2 separate regions of the Homo sapiens genome follow, and region 2 is linked to region 1. A link is a contact called in ENCODE Hi-C or POLR2A ChIA-PET data. All regions are on one chromosome and are shown on one strand. Each heading gives the region's core, a stretch centred on a gene start or an enhancer-like site at or near the end of the contact. The rest is flanking DNA. Distances are from core to core; before and after follow the strand shown. Region 1 holds the start of DDX39A (DExD-box helicase 39A). Region 2 holds the start of HACL2 (2-hydroxyacyl-CoA lyase 2).

The links. A loop is a pair of places that touch in the nucleus more often than their neighbours do. ChIA-PET counts read pairs that join two places held with the same protein, here RNA polymerase II (POLR2A). Pooled maps may share reads with other maps.
Region 2: a loop to region 1 is called in a pooled map, with 14 times the contacts of the local background. The contact joins the promoter of HACL2 here to the promoter of DDX39A in region 1. A Hi-C loop is called at or near these places in 7 of 50 pooled maps. POLR2A ChIA-PET finds 5 or more read pairs at or near these places in 2 of 52 experiments (activated CD8-positive, alpha-beta T cell and activated T-cell).

The regions. Positions count from the first base shown.
Region 1 is chr19:14,417,828-14,420,590 of GRCh38, forward strand. DDX39A (DExD-box helicase 39A) reads right to left here and starts at 1,514. Exons shown (of 11, transcript NM_005804.4): 1 at 1,443-1,514. RefSeq lists enhancers at 94-143, 514-573, 984-1,123 and a silencer at 1,244-1,343.
Region 2 is chr19:15,124,535-15,127,281 of GRCh38, forward strand. It overlaps HACL2 (2-hydroxyacyl-CoA lyase 2), which reads right to left and starts at 1,252. Exons shown (of 16, transcript NM_006844.5): 1 at 1,122-1,252; 2 at 391-535. The coding sequence starts at 525. ILVBL-AS1 (ILVBL antisense RNA 1) reads left to right here. Exons shown (of 3, transcript NR_186314.1): 3 at 1,393-1,640. RefSeq lists enhancers at 1-757, 758-1,521, 1,016-1,105 and silencers at 706-755, 1,326-1,395.

The sequences.
Region 1 (2,763 bases), core at 264-2,763:
AGCCTGGGTGACAGAGGGAGACCCTTTCTCAAGAAAAATAAATTTAAAAAAAGAAATTGGGGCCCAGCGTGGTGGCTCATGCCTGTAATCCCAGCACTTTGGGAGGCGAAGCGGGCGGATCACTTGAAGTCGGGAATTAGAGACAAGCCTGGGCAACATGGTGAAACCCCGTCTCTACTACAAATACAAAAATTAGCCGGATGTGCTTGCTTGAACCCGGAAGACGGAGGCTGCAGTGAGCCGAGATAGTGTCACTGCACTCCAGCCTGGGCGACAGAGCAAGGCTCTGTCTCAAAAAAAAAAAAAAAAAAAAAAAAAGAGAGAGAGAGATAAATAAATTGGGGTGAACCGAATCTGCTAAGATAAAATTTTCGAGAAACCGGGCTGGACAGGATCTAAAGCTCAAAACTGATTAGATCAGGAAAGGATCCGGCGGGGTTTTCCCCGCCCAAAGTGGGTGGCCATGACCGCTAAGGCGCCAGGAGCGCATGAACTTGAAAGGTGACAGCGGGGAACTCACAACCCAGACACGCCACGTGTACCCAGTTACCCTCAAGTGTCCCCAGGCAGGCTTTCCACCCCGGAGTTTATTCCCACCTGGGGACTCCTATTTCCAAAAGAAAATCTTTTTTTCATTCTGTTTTTTTTGAGGCAGAATCTCGCTCTGTCACCCAGGCTGGAGTGCAGTGTCGCGATCTCGGCTCACTGTAACCTCCACCTCCCGGGTTCAAGCGATTCTCGTGCCTCAGCCTCCCGAGTAGCTGGGACCACAGGCGCTCGCCACCACGCTCGGCTGATTTTTTTTTGTATTTTGAGTAGAGACGAGGTTTCACCATGTTGGCCAGGCTGGTCTCGAACTCCTGACCTCAAGTGATCCGCCCTCCTTGGTCTCTCCCAAAGTACTGAGATTACAAGAGCCACCGCGCCCGGCCTTCCAAAATAAAGTCTTATTTGCTCTAAATCTCAGAATCCCGAATCCCGTAAAAAGTAGACCAAGAAGAAGGTAGACTGGGAAAGGGATCAAGTCCCTCGGACCCAAAGAAACCCCTGACAACTGAAAGCTCCAACTTCTCCCACCCAGGCCCCAGACCCCGGCGTCACCCCCTCGTCCCTCTCCAAATGGCCCCAGGCCGCCGCGGGGTCTATTCGGACGAACTGACAGACTCCAAGTGGGGCTCGGAGCGCCGTAGGCCATGACAGCCCCTCCGAGAAGCGGGCCCCGAGCCCCGAGCACCGCGCGCCAACGGCTGGCCCACCCCTAGCGCATGCGCCCCGGTGCCCAACGGCCAACACACAGCGCTCTGACACACCAACCGCCCCGCCCCCACCGTCTCGCGACCCTTTCTCCCCCTCCCCTTAGATCCCAACGTCTCCCCTCGTCCTCTCGCTCTCAGTTCAGACGTCCCCACACCGCGGCCCCGCGCCCGGGATCCGCTGCTCACCTGGCTCCCCGTTCTTCTCCGCGCGCTGCTAAGAGACACTTCCAACTTCGGTTTTCCGCCGGGCGCTCAGACACGAGTTGCTGCGCTTCCTGCCTCTTGCGTCGGGCTGCTGCTCTGCTGACTGGGCCGCTGCCTTTTCATTCAAGAGAGGCCGAAGCGGTGATTGGGTCCTGTGGAAGGGACCGGGAGATTATTGGCGGAGACGGGAAGAAAGAGGGCGTGCCTTACGCCTCGCGTTTATTGGTCAATCTAAAAGTAGGCGCGCCCCAGTGAGCCGACAGACTGGCTCCGACAGCGCGCGGTCTCGTGATCTGGGTGTGGTGCTCGGTGGGAGCCGCCATGTTTAGTACTGATAACTGAAGACCGGATGATTGCGTTTTGGCGTGTGCCCCACCTTTTCGAAGAGTGGCGTCTGCGCTGGGCGCTGAAACCAGAACTGTCCCAGTTGCTATCAATCTGCGGCCTGGGGGTCCTCCACAGTGTAGGCTCTGAAAAGAATAGGGAGCTTGGAATGACTCAAATGGACAGAACATTTTGCAGTATTTGGATTTCTATCGCTCCACGATAGTTTTGTCTCCTTGATTTTCACGTTAGTAGAAGCATGCAATAGGTTGTCTTTTGTGTCTGACTTTTGCTCAACAAAGCTGTTTTTTTGAGACGGAGTCTGGCTCTGTCACCTAGGCTGGAGTGCAGTGGCGCGATCTCTGCTCACCACAACCTCCGCCTCTCGGGTTCAAGCGATTCTCCTGCCTCAGCCTCCTGAGTAGCTGGGACTGCTGGCGCCCGCCACCACACCTGGCTAATTTTCATATTTTTAGTAGAGAGGGGTTTCGCCATGTTGGCCAGGCTGGTCTCGAACTCCTGGCCTCATGTGATCTGCCCATCTCCGCCTCCCAAAGTGCTGGGATTACATGAGCCACCCTGCCTGGCCGCAGCAAAGTGTTTTTGAGAGTTGTCCATGTTGTGGGGATATCAACAGCTCGTTATTTTTTACTGCTGAGTGGTATTTCATTGTGTGGCTATACTATAATGTAGCCAATATAGTTTCACTCACCTGTTCTTGGCCAATTGATTGTTTCCGGTCTTTGGCCACTGTTAATAGAGCTTGTACTGTAAGAGTATTTTGGGGAAGATAAATTTTCATTTCTTTTAAATACTTAGGAGTGGCATGGTGGCATGGTCACTAAGCTTTATTAGATCCTGGCAGATTTATTTTCCTATCATCCTTCCTCCCTCTTTCCCTCCACTTTCTTCTTTCTTTCTTCAGGGTGTCACTCTTGTTACCTATCATGCCCAGCTAATTTTTAAAAATTTGGTAAAG
Region 2 (2,747 bases), core at 2-2,501, 710 kb after region 1:
CTGAGCTCAGCAGAGGGCAACTGTTATGAAACTGTCACTGCCACCCCCTCGCTGGAGCCTGCCCTCTGCCCCATTTATCCCATCCAGGTTAGGGAGCACAGAGTGCTGTCCATCTGTTCTGTGAAAAGAGTCACTGGGGAAGGAGGTAGGTGGGGTGCGAGTGCCCCGGCAGCGGCAGCTTCCGTGTTCTCTCTTACCAGTGGCAAAGTCCAGGCCTCCATACACAGCGTGGCAATGGAGACAGGGCCCTGGACAGAACCTCTTACCAGTCCCTCTGGACTAGTCGGGGCTCGCTTTCCCACCCTGCACAATGAGTGAGCTGGAAGCAGCACCACGAGGCCCCTCCCTCTTTGACTGCCCCCAGCCCACCTCCCATTCTGTGCCCCGCACCTTGTGCAGCAGCTGATAGAAGAGCCCCAGGCGGTGAGCGGCGCCCAGCAAGGCGGCCACCAGCGTCCCGCAGGCCAGGAGCAGGAAGGAGGGGAATAAGCTCCCAGCGGGGGCGGCGGCCGCGGGGGTCTCCATGAGGTGGTACCTAAGAGAGAAAGGGCACTTCCCAGACTTGGGCGCGACAGGGAACCTCTCCGGAAGAAATCGCGCCCCTTCTCGCAGCAGGATCCAGGGCCACGACCCTTGCCGCCAGTTTCTGTGCGGCCACGCCCCCAACCCTGCCAGACCACGCCCTTTGTGCGCCTAGGCTCGGGGTGAAGCCATGCCTCTCCGTGACAAGGTCACGCCCCTCGCGGGGCTAGCCCCAGTCCTTTACATCACCACCACTCCCACCCAAACTAGCCACCACAAGTCAAGGTGGCGACGACAGCACCACACAGTTATCTTCCACTTACCTACTTGTCAATGGACAGGCGGAAGCCCCGCCTCTCTTTCCACAACCGGACCCCAAATCTCAGCCCCAGTAGTGAGCCCGCCCCATGTTACGTCACCAAGAGGCACGAGGTCACGCCCCCGGGTTAGCGGGCGCGACCCTCCACGCAACCCACGCCTCTCCCTTAAAGAGCGCACGGGCCCGAGCCTGATCCCCGACCCCGGGCCAGGCTGGGTCGAGGTCACATCGCATCAGGATGTGGTTCTCCCACACCAGCTCGACCCCCGACGCTATTCACCTTCACCTCCAGGATATGGCGCTGCCTCCAGCAGAATTCGGCCCCCTCCGTGTCACGTGACCCGGGAGCGTGGCCGTGCCCGGGTGGCCCACTTGGCTCAGCGGCGCCCCGTAGTCCGGCCCGATGCGCATGCGCACAGTCGGAGCCCCGCTCCGGGGCCACCCGAAAGAGCCTTGCCTCTACTGGCCGCCTCCCTCATAGACCCCGCCTCCCCTTGCCTTTCATTGGCTCGCACTGCAGACCTCACACCCATTTTATGTTTTAAAACCAGGAGGCCACGCCCCTCAGCGGCTTCAGGAGCCCAGACCTTTGGGGGCCCACCTTCCGCAGCTTTCCATTGGCCCCACGGTGGAAGCCCGTAGGTTCAGGCCCTCCGAACACAGCTCGCTTTCCACACCAGCGGGGCCGTACCAGAGCAAGACCATGTCTCACAAAATAATAATAATACTTAAAAAATGGTAAATTTTATGTTATGTATATTTTCCACACTATAAATAAATATTTGTGCATGTATATATATATATGTGTATATTTTTTGTATAATAGGTATAGTAGTAAGCAAAGGAAATTCACACTGAGTCACATTCTACAAAATGCCTAACCAGACCTCTACAAAACTGTCAAGGTCATGAAAAACAAAGACTGAGGCACTGCCACAGACTAGAGGAGGGAAAGGAGCTGTGACAACTAAATTCAATATAGTACCCTGGACTGGATCCAGGAATCAAAAAAAGGACAAATTTGTGGATAAAGTTGGTGAAATCCAAATAAAGTTTGGAGTTGAGTTAGTAGTAATGAACCAGTGTTAATCTTTTTGTTTCAGTAAATGTATTATGGTTATATAAGATGTTAGCATTCAGGGAAGCTGGATAAAGAGTAGACAAAAATTATCTTGCTATCTTTGCAGCTTTTCTGTAAAGCTAAAAAAGAAAAAAAAAGTCTTAATAACAAGGATACAATTTTCCAGAGAGAGAGAAAGATGTTGTAATAGATGTAAATTCTTTCTTGGGAGACAAAGCTTTAACATGCTCCAAGACTAATTATCTGACCAATCTCTCCCCAGATAAAGAAAGATTGTCACTAGGCAAATGTCCAAAAAGCTTCTCAGCCGAAAGCTGGATTATTCAACAGTCCCTGAAACAAATATACACAGAGGACAAGTGATTTTTTTAAAAAGGGAAACAAGCCTGGCATGGTGGTCCATGTGTGTAATCCCAGCACTTTGGGAGGCCAAGACAGGAGGATCGCTTGAGGCCAGGAATTTGAGACCAACCGGGGCCAAAAAGTGAGACCCAGTCTCTCCAAAAAACAAACAAACAAACAAACTTAGCCAGGAGAATCGCTTGAACCCGGGAGGTGGAGGTTGCGGTGAGCTGAGATCACGCCATTGCACTCCAGCCTGGGAAACAGAGCAAGACTCTGTCTAAAAAAAATTTTTTTTAAAAGAAAAAAAATTAGCTGAGTATGGTGGCACGTGCTTGTTATCCCTTTTGCTTGGGAGGTTGAGAAGGGAGGATTGCTTGAACCCAAGAGGTTGTGTCTACAGTGAGCTGTGATCGTGCCACTGCACTCCAGCTGGGGCAACAGAGCAAGACCCTGTCTCTAAAAAAAAGGGGGTGGGTGTGG